2 separate regions of the Mus musculus genome follow, and region 2 is linked to region 1. The links are chromatin loops, found by intact Hi-C in ENCODE. Cell type or tissue: heart. All regions are shown on one strand.

Region 1 (5,000 bases):
TGCGCACACGCATGCACACTGGATTAATCTCTTCCAACTTTATAAAGTTAAATCTCAGCCAGAGTTTCAAGGACTCCTGAAAACTCTCCTATCATGTGCAGGTTTTAGTGTTAAGAGGCCATTTGTCATGGGACTTATACATTATTTACAGATTCTCATAATGGAAGCAGCCATTTGTAAGAGCTACTAGAGCAGTGATCGTCAACCTTCCGAACACTGTGACCCTTTAATACAGTTCCTCTTGTTGTGGTGACCCCCCAGCCATAAAATGACTTCACTGCTATTTGATAACTGTAATTTTGCTACTGTTATGAATCATAATGTAAATATCTGATATGCAGGATATCTGATCTGTCACCCCCACACAGGGGTGACACCCGCAGGTTGAGAAGCACTAGGCTAGAGTACCACCAGGATTAGGAGGTATTTTCTGATACTAGAAGATGGGAGTTATTGACATAAATGTTTCAAGAGTGAGCCATGCAGTGAATTAACTGAATTAAGAATTGAAGAAAATTAATAAATAGAATTTAGAACAGTTAACTGTGAAACAGTATTTGACTAAAAAAAAAAAAAATCCATACATAGTTGTTCTAGTGAACTCTCTGCCATTAATGGGTAGTTACAAACCCAGGGTCAAACAGATGGGCCTAGTTACATTCTGTGGGACCAAACAAAAAGGAATGGGTGTGGGAAGATTTGTAAAGAAGTGTGGCTGGCAAGGCAGAGGGAAGGGGAAGGGGAAGAGAGAGCAGCCATAGTCATTACATACAAGTGTGAGATTGCCAAAGAATAACATTTCCAATAAGAAAATTCTGGCATTTAAGTATTCTTTGTTTTTAAGGAGACTCTAAGGTGGCTAAGAACTTTCTGTAAACAAACTAATCATATACATTGGTAACAAAATCTTCTTGTTGTGGGGCTGGAGAGGTTGCTTGCAGAGAGTGGGATTTAGTCCCCAGCATCTACAAGGTGACTTACAAACATCTGTAACTCCAGTTCCAAGGGATGTGACACCCTCATCTGCCCACCCTGGGCACATGGTACACATACATACCTGCATACATACATACATACATACATACATACATATATACACACACACATATAGGCTAAACATTCGTGCACACAAAATAAACAGCAAATAACTAGAAAAAGAAAAAAAATCTTCCCATCAGAATTTGAGTGTAGACATTTCTGCTAAAGCTTGTATAATAATATTAAATGTGCTTTTCTGTGTATGTTTTCTGGAGCTCTCTGGGAAGATACTCGGTAAAAGCTTGAGCCTTTGCTATAAATGTTAGAAGAAGATAACAGAAGCATGTTTTATGTTGAATCATCTGTCTGTCTGTCTAAAAGACCCACATTGTCTCCATGCAGTGCAGTAACTGTTCTTACTTCACACTCACTGTCCCTGTTTGTTAATAAGAATCTCTGTTTAGCTCTGGGCCTGCAAGGTTCTGAGGGGGTTCTTAAGTTGGTTCTGGGAGGAACTGAGGGAGTGAGTCTAGTCAAAATTTATTGTCTGAAATCCTCAAAGGATCAATAAAAATAGTTTTTAAACTATAGGTCATCTTGTTGTTCTGGGGGGAAGTGCGTTCTGGTCTAGTGAAGAGACGTCCATTTTTGCCTCTGAACACATGAGTGCACAAAAGGGAAGCGAGTATTTGGACTTTTCTCTTTGGCATCACAGCAGGCTTTTCTGTAAAAAGGACTCCAGTCCCCAGAAGTGAGCAGATCTGCTGTCACATCTGAAAATAGATGGCTGACATTATTTACCCCCTGGAGTACCCACAGTTCTGGTATTATAATTTTCTCATGTCCAACTGTTGACGCAGTCCAGATACAGGTAGGAGAGAGAGTATTTCTCCTGGGGGAATCTCAGTGAGAAGGGCAGTTCTGGTTTCTATGGTGACTTGCCCTATGGGGTAGAGTGTCTGCTCTTGGCGGTGGGAGTATACTCTTCTCACTTCATACACCAGTCTTAATCAGTGGCCGAGGTGCTTCCTGGAACTCTCTCTCTTGCCTGTGTGTGAATCATCTGCCGGCTCATGCCCTGAGCGTGAACTCTCTTCCCTTTGGTTCCTGTCCTGCCTTGTGATCTGGGAAACTCCCCTGCCTGGATCCAGTCGAAGTGCACAGAAGTGCACAGCCCGCTGGTCCCTTCTCTCCTTTTGTGGCCACCGGGTCCACACTGTTCTTACTACTTCAGATGACAGCAGCCTCCACATTGTCCTCTCTGCCCCCTTTCTTGCCCTCTTATCTTCTCCACAGTGACAACAAGGCAGATTTTTAATGCATGAGCACACGTCACACCCAGATTTCAATTCATCTGTGACTCTCTTGGCCCTTGCAAGGAAGTGTGAGCCTTGTGCTGTTCACACCCGCATCCAACCTGCCTCCCCCACTGCCCACCTCAGGTTCTTCCTGAGGCTTCTTGGGCTGACCCTTTCACACCTCAGGGCCTTGGAACCCGCTTCCCACCTGTGCCTGCAGAAAGGTAACACTGAGTTCTCCGTAAACAGGCTCAGTAGGACTTTCCGAATGGCTCTCCCACTCCTAAGGGGAGAACAATGGTTCATGGGCTGCAAGCAGCCGCATGTGTATTACCCTTTTGTGTATTCAGGTGACCTCAGTACATTTATCTAAGGGATGTCTTACTTGGCTATTCTTTATAATCATTTTCTCATCATCTTGCTTTCATTTTATAATGCCTTTTATCAGAAAAATAAAAATTTAATTACGATTTCCGCCCTGTGTTCCCCCATTAAAATGTTAATCTTTGAGAGAAAGGTTTGAATGCCTCAGTCACCAAAGTATTAAAAAAAAAATTAAGAGCATGAGGTTATAATATGCAAAGGGTATTTTTTATGATTTACCTTTTCTCCTGCACCTGCTAGCTTCATGTATTCCATTAGTGGGTGTTAACATCAATATATTCACCACCCTTTATTCATGAAAATTTTATCTGAAGACTGAATGTTTGTTTATGAGCCGGGGATCTTGGCACCTATCCTGTTTCCAGAATGCATGCTTAGAGATCTACATGGATAAAGTGATGCAGTCCATATGCCAGCATCCCCATGTGAACACAGCAGGCTACATTCAGATAAATAATCACAGTTACTTTTAGCCTTATTTACCATGAACAAAATCTATGCACAGGGATTGGTTGGATCACAGTGTTGCTTCCCTTTTATGAAATTACAGTTTGTGGTTAGTTGGGCAATGGTCCTACATGTATTTGGTTGCTTGAAGCTGACTAGTTTTTGTTTCCTGGAATTATTTTGACAATACATCTCTTTGAGTTCTTTATGAAATCCCTTGCCTGTTTGTTCTGTAGCCATTCCTGAGCAGCACTTTTCATTACAGAGTAACTGCCCTGCATGTGTATACCAGAGTTCCTTTTTTAAAAGTAGTTGATACTTTTAGTTACTTTGGAAGAATTCACATAGGACATGAACTGTGTTCTGCTTTGGTGTGTTTATTGTCTATAGTCTTCCCTCAATATTACTGTTACCAAGATCGGTGAAGAAACCACGGCTGAGGTAGTAATGTGTTTGTGATCAGAGTTGTGACCATTTAACTTCTGCGGGGGAGGGTTGTCTTCATCCCCTTTGAAGTCAAAGAGAACACCCACAGACATCACCGAGGGCTGGCTGGCTGCAGCTGCTTGCAGCCCATGAACCATTGTTCTCCGCTTAGGAGTGAGAGAGCCATTCGGAAAGTCCTGTTTACTGAGAACTCAGTGTTACCTTTCTGCAGGCACAGGTGGGAAGCAGCTCTGCAGGAAACATCCCCGTGATCTTAGTTACATTGTCTTTCTGGAAGGTACCTAAACTCTTTCGGTGTTTGTGATTCCTGCTGTATGGCCTTTGTTGGTCTTGAATTTGTAATCCATCAGCCTCCAGAGTGCTAAGAGCACATGCAATTATAGCACATGCAATTGTGACTGCTGTCTTAATCGAGTATTTTATTTTTTAATTTTTAAAATTTTGTGTGTGCATGATATGTATATGATTGTGTGTGTATGTGTGTGTCTTTATTTATGTATGTATGTACAGTCATATGTCCCATAGCGTAGAAGTCAAAGGACAACAACCTCAGAAACCAGTCCTTGCCACCTTCCAGCTAGTTCACTTAGGACAGTGTTTATGCTGTGTTATGTAGCTGCCCAGTGAACTTGTGTGGAGCCTCCTGTCTCAGCCTCCCACCCTGGCATGGGAGCAACGGGAATATAGATGCATGGATACGGTGCTTGCTGTGCATGCATGTGTTCTAGCGATCTGAATTCAGGGTCTCAAGCCTGTGTGGCAAACATTCTACCCACCGAGCCATCTCCCTAACGTTAACCTAGAAAGTTGTAGCTCTCTCTTTAAAACTGAATATTCTGGTTCTGTAGGAGGACCAGAAGTCTCAATTAATCTGGACCCCCGAGATCTCTCAAACAGTAGACCGCCAAACAGACAGCATACACCAGCTGATATGAGGCCCCCCAACACACATACAGTAGAGAACTGCAGGGTCTGTGTCCATTCAGAGATGATGCACCGAACCCTCAAGAGACTGGAGGCCCCAGGGAGTTTAGAGGTCAGGAGGGATGGGGGTTGGGAGCGTCCACGTGGAGACGGGGTAGGGTTGGGAGGAGGTGTGGGATGTGGAGCAGTCAGTGTGGATGGGGAGGGGCGGGGAATGGAATATGGAGTGTAAAAAATGAATTACACATAAAATTAAATTAAAATAAATAAATATAAAAACAAAAATAAATAAAATTGTATATTCTCTACCTAAAATTAACCATTGTGTATTTTTTAAAATGTTCTTATCAGATTTTGTCATCGAGTCTATCAGATGAAAATTTAGTTTTGGAATGCTTAAGTCACTTGCCCAAGTTTATACAGTTGGGTGAGGTTTGTGTCAGATCTCCGAAGACTCTGATTCATATAATAGTATGCATTTAGATTATGTCATATTGTATGAGAGTGTAACTTGTGTGTCTG
Region 2 (5,000 bases), 460 kb after region 1:
TGTTTGTTTGTTTGTAAGGATATTGTCCTCGTTAGGGTTACTACTGCTGTGATGAAACACCATGACCAAAAATTAAGTTGGGGAGGGAAGAATTTATTTGGCTTACACTTCCAGATCTCAGTACATCATTGGAGGAAGTCAGGACAGGCATCCATTCAGGGCAGGAACGTGGAAGCAGGAGCTGACGACCTTTGGATGGTGCTAGACATGTAATTTCTGTTTCTTTGCAAGGTGCATGTCTGGCATACATTTGCCTCACTTAGAATAGTTCCTGGATCAAACATCCTTTGAGCTTCAATGTCTTCTGGGGAGTACACAGGTGCTAGAGCCTATGAACTCTTCAGAGGCCCACACAGGGGTCTGTATGTGGGCATGCACCCCCCCCCAAACACACACACACGCGCACATGCGCACACACACACCCCTATGTAAACCTGTGGGGGGGGGGTCAAATAATATAAGAAAATGAGAAAGTTGAAAAATGAATTCTTCCTTCAGTAACAGACTACAATGTGGAAGTATAAGCCGAATAAACCCTTTCCTCCCCAACTTGCTTCTTAGTCATGGTGTTTTGTTACAGCAATAGAAACCTGAACTAAGACAAAACCCAAGTGTTAACTGAGGGGGGAGGGGACTCGGGGGTCTGAGTTATGAGATGGGTGTGGAGGGGGACCCCTGGGAAGAGTGGGAGCCAGCTGTTGCCATCACAGCTCACTCTCTCTGATTCTCCAGAGGGCTCTGGCTCTCGGCTCAGATCTTAGCTCAAATCTCTATTCACTGAGTGGCCCCAAGGCTTCCTCCCTCACACATCTAACCAAATTTCCAGTATTAATTATTTTGAAACATATAAAAATATCAAGAAGTGCATGCTGTTTATATGCCAAAATAATAATATTGTGTTAAATAAAACCTATCACTAGCATGTGGTATATAGCATTAACATATTAAAATATATTATTAGTGATAATCTATATGAAAAACAAATAAATTTATGTAAGTTTCTATATAAATTAATATACATACATCATAAACAAATAAATTTATGTAAGTTTCTATATAAATTAATATACATACATCATAAACAAATAAATTTATGTAAGTTTCTATATAAATTAATATATCATAAATCGTTGTTATTAATTTTACCTATTTCTCTCTTTTTAAATGACACTCCTGAAAGTTTTGAATTGCACACCTCACACTTCCGTTGGGCAGTGGCGCTCTATTTCAAGTCGGTGTGTGTAATCACATCCATGTTTAGCACAAACTATTTTTTTGTGATGTGTAAAGTATTTGATAACCACTTTTCACTTCTCACCACCTCTAGAACACCTTGCTGCATCGGAAGCTATCTAGCCATGTCCTCATACGTACTGAAAAATGGGAGCCCTTATTTGCTAGACAAACCCGATTCCCTAGCAAATCATATGTTTTGGGTCATTTTCATTAGCTCTTATGCTCAGATCCTGACTTGGGCATGCACGAAGGCTCTCGCGTAGAGACCAGATGAAGAGGCGCCTAGGAGCTCTCTGTTCTGAACGGAATGTGCTCCTTCTAGATGAGGTATTAGTGGATGGTTGAATGTCAATGCTATCTGTGAGTTAGTCTGTTACATGGGCTTAGGGTCAACCAATAAATACTATTTTTTGGAGGTGACTGTATAATTGACAAGTCTTAAACTGGCCATAGATTGCTTCCAAGCAACGGAGGCCAAACACACTGATGGGACTCACTGCACTTAGAGAGCAGGGATTAATAAATTCCCAAAATAGACTTTCTTATAGGAAACTTCCCCATAAATGTTAGCTTTTGAAGTTCAGCTCCAACATAGCAAATCTGGACTCCTCATAGCTCAGGGATAATATTAAATGTGCGCCTGCATGGACTGGCAGGAGGGTTAACTCATTTCACACATTTCCAGAACTGTAGAGTAGAGTCAAGGGCACCAATATGCTTTGCATGGTAAAAGCTGTGTAAAGACAAACATCACCATCAGCGCCACTGCTCAGAGAGGAGGAGGAAAAGAATCAGAAATAAAACAACACTCCGTCATCTGAAGATGTTTCTGGAACATCTGTGTTATCATTTTAAACTTGCCTCGGCAGAGCTGTCTTCAGAGAAGTTGTATGAAGAACTCAGCAATGAGAGCATACCTACTTGGAAAGTCTCACACGCACTCTAGACATAATTCTCAGGACTCAAACTAATTGAATAATTGACATACTGTTTTGTCCTCCATGTAAAAAGAAATCTAATTTGATTCTACTTACTATTTTCATTTCTTAAAGAATTAACTAGCTCTCTCAAATCTCAGAAAATTCTGTAGACCTGGAAAAAAAAATGTAACATCCATGGGTACTGTATCCAGAGATACATCTAACTGTGTGCCACGACCTGGGGTCCAAAGTCACGGTGGTACTGCCACCAGTCAATTATCTTTTATCAACTTGTAGAATTCTTCGGGATAAGTCGTTTTCCTGCTGGGCTCCATTGCTGCCTGTGTATGGAACCATTGCAAAATGGTGAGGCATTGTATCCATTACTGTTTTTAATTAGATATTATTGATGGAGGAAGGTTCATATTCACCAAAATATTTGAACTCTAAACTCTTGGTTGGCTGGAGCCAAAAGGTGATGTAGACACGGAATACAATGGCCAGAAATCTGATTGAACTAAGAAGTGTAACCTTGCTGTCCAAATGAGGCTACCTCCAAGGAGGAAAGAGAAATACCAAATTCTGTACCCCGAAGCCAGGAGGACCCGTGTTCGACAGTGCCACCAAGTGGCAGAAACTGGCATAGCAGCCCTGAAGGACTTTCAGGTTCTTTCCGCTGGCTCTTGGGAAAAAGGGGTTGACCCCCTCTGTAAGGAACAATTTGACCACGTTCTCGAATGATTTGCAGGCGAGGGCAAGGCCACCCAAAGGAGGTGCCGAAATAGCTTAGCATATACAAACTGACTAAAGTAACTAAATCAAGGCAAGTGACCATACTTGAACAGTAAAAACTTGTGATATGGGCCATGCCTAAAATAGATTATTTGCTTCTGCCACAAGAATAAATATTCTTTAAAAATCTATTGCTGAGCCTTCAGTAATAATGGGAATTTCTGCAGCACCTTGAAATCATGAAAAAATGAACACCTTCAGCTGTGTGGACCACAGGCATCCCTGGAAGGGAGACTTCTGCTGTCAGCAACCAGGGTCCTGGGTCGTAGCACTCTTGTGAGCAGAGCATAGGAAATTGTAAGTGTAAGAGGTAAAGTTGAAACTCCGTCCTCCGTACCACGGCCAGTCTTCCCGTAAACCAGGACTCCAACGTTACCACATCTTCATGGAAAGAATGAGCTACAATATCTACTCCACGAGTCCAAGAAGAAAAATTATTTAGTCTGGATGGGGGAGGGGGGCTGTAATCATGGTTCTTCCCACAAAAGCAGTTTGAGGTTTGACATAGTCCTACCTATGTAGTCTGAGAAATACAAGCCGAAGGATTAATATAAAACGATTTTAGGACTTAAAAACTCTATAATCTCCAGGCCACTTGGCTTAAAGCAATGTGGAAAGATTTTTGGAAAAGTGTATTTGCAAGCCAGGCTGCAGAGAATTTCTGTGGACAAGGCCCAAGATACGTTCACAACTTGAGACTACAAAACATTGAAGAAATGGCTTAGCAGTTAAAAGCATTATGCTGTTTATTCCGAGGAACCCAGTGAGATTTTCCCTGTATCCACATGGTGGCGCACAACCATCTGGCCCTCCAGTTCCGTGGATTCCACCGCCCTCTTCTGGGCTCTTTGGGTACTACATGAACATGCATCTAAGCGGGACATTCATACTTGTAAAATAAAAATAATAGATCTTTTCCAAAACACATATTAAGTAATTCTCGATCACACCATCTAAGAAGGACAGACAGCAATACTGTACCTGGCAAGATTAACAAAAGGAAAAACAGGACATCAATTAGAGATGAGAGTAGGTGAGGAATATTGTCAGTCTTCTACAGAAATGCCAAGCAATTTGTTATGGCTCCCCTGAGCGTTCTGTTGGGAGTTTTCTGAAGCATATGGAGACTCAGGGGCTCATAATGGTTCAGTGGTGAAGCTTGCCAAGGCTCTACAGTGTCCCTTTCCTGCTAGAAAAGAATATGCCCATTTGCCTTAAATCTGTCTGACTTCCCCGGCAAATGAAAATTATCCACATAGCCCAAAATAACAACAGGAAGACACAGTATGTATATAACCACAGCAACAACAGCAAGACATGGTGTGTATATTTGTGTCTCTATCTACCCTACTCTGCTGTGAATCTTCCACTGTTCCTGGTCTGAAAGAGGGGTTCAGTGGATTCTTAACAAGCGACTGCTTGGTCATCTTTCCCAAAACAAAAGTTGTTTTGGGATCGTTAGCAGAACGAACAGTTCCAGTTAGGAACGGGAGCTGGAGAGACGCATCAATGACCGCACCCCAGCCTTGCAGGGCCAAGCCAGTAGGACAAGGAGGGCGGCTGATGAGAGAGTTAACAGCCAAGCATCTCAGAAACCGCCTCAAGACCCACTGTTTTTACTCACAGGATATTGTCCCCTCCAGATTCATTGCCTGCCCCACCTTGATATTTCTCACTTCCAACTAAGTTTCAAGCCTCCTTTCTTCCAGTTTCAAACCAAAATAACCCCCTCTCCGCAACCCCCCCACCCAAGAGATATCTTTCCAAACATGGGTTTATGAGGAAGCTTACAGACCTGGGCTGCAGTCTGTCAAGGGCACCTTTGATGGGGACCAGAGATCAAACAGCCCACTATTCTCTTGGGAGTGCTGGCAAAGAGACAACCACTTCAAATAGACGGAACTGGGTCTCCACAGACTTGCCTGCCCTGCTTCAGCATGTCCCACATCTGAATCTTTATCCATCAATCATGGTCCTGTCTGGTCGAACAAGGAAGGAACTTTCGAAAGACTCAGACTATCCCTCGTGAAGGGCAGCATTCCTCTCTGCGGT

Evidence for each region. Hi-C counts contacts between places; a loop is a spot of excess contacts. Peaks named below come from ENCODE experiments on the same cell type or tissue, not always from the same donor. Only the 100,000 strongest peaks of a DNase experiment are listed, where the experiment ranks them.
Region 2: it touches region 1 in a loop (2.8-fold over the local background); 5 of 42 quality-filtered maps call a loop at or near these places.

The regions. Positions count from the first base shown.
Region 1 is chr10:24,162,663-24,167,662 of GRCm38, forward strand. The region is part of intron 2 of Stx7 (syntaxin 7); the gene reads left to right. Among named protein-coding and RNA genes, the nearest start is that of Stx7, 16 kb to the left of the region's middle. In heart, no CTCF peak of the experiment used is centred here; a DNase peak (open chromatin) is centred at 2,069; H3K4me3 peaks cover 467 bases; H3K27ac peaks cover 1,074 bases.
Region 2 is chr10:24,618,989-24,623,988 of GRCm38, forward strand. No RefSeq gene overlaps it. Among named protein-coding and RNA genes, the nearest start is that of Gm15270, 26 kb to the left of the region's middle. In heart, CTCF peaks have their summits at 2,793 (motif pointing left) and 3,750 (motif pointing left); DNase peaks (open chromatin) are centred at 2,813 and 3,793.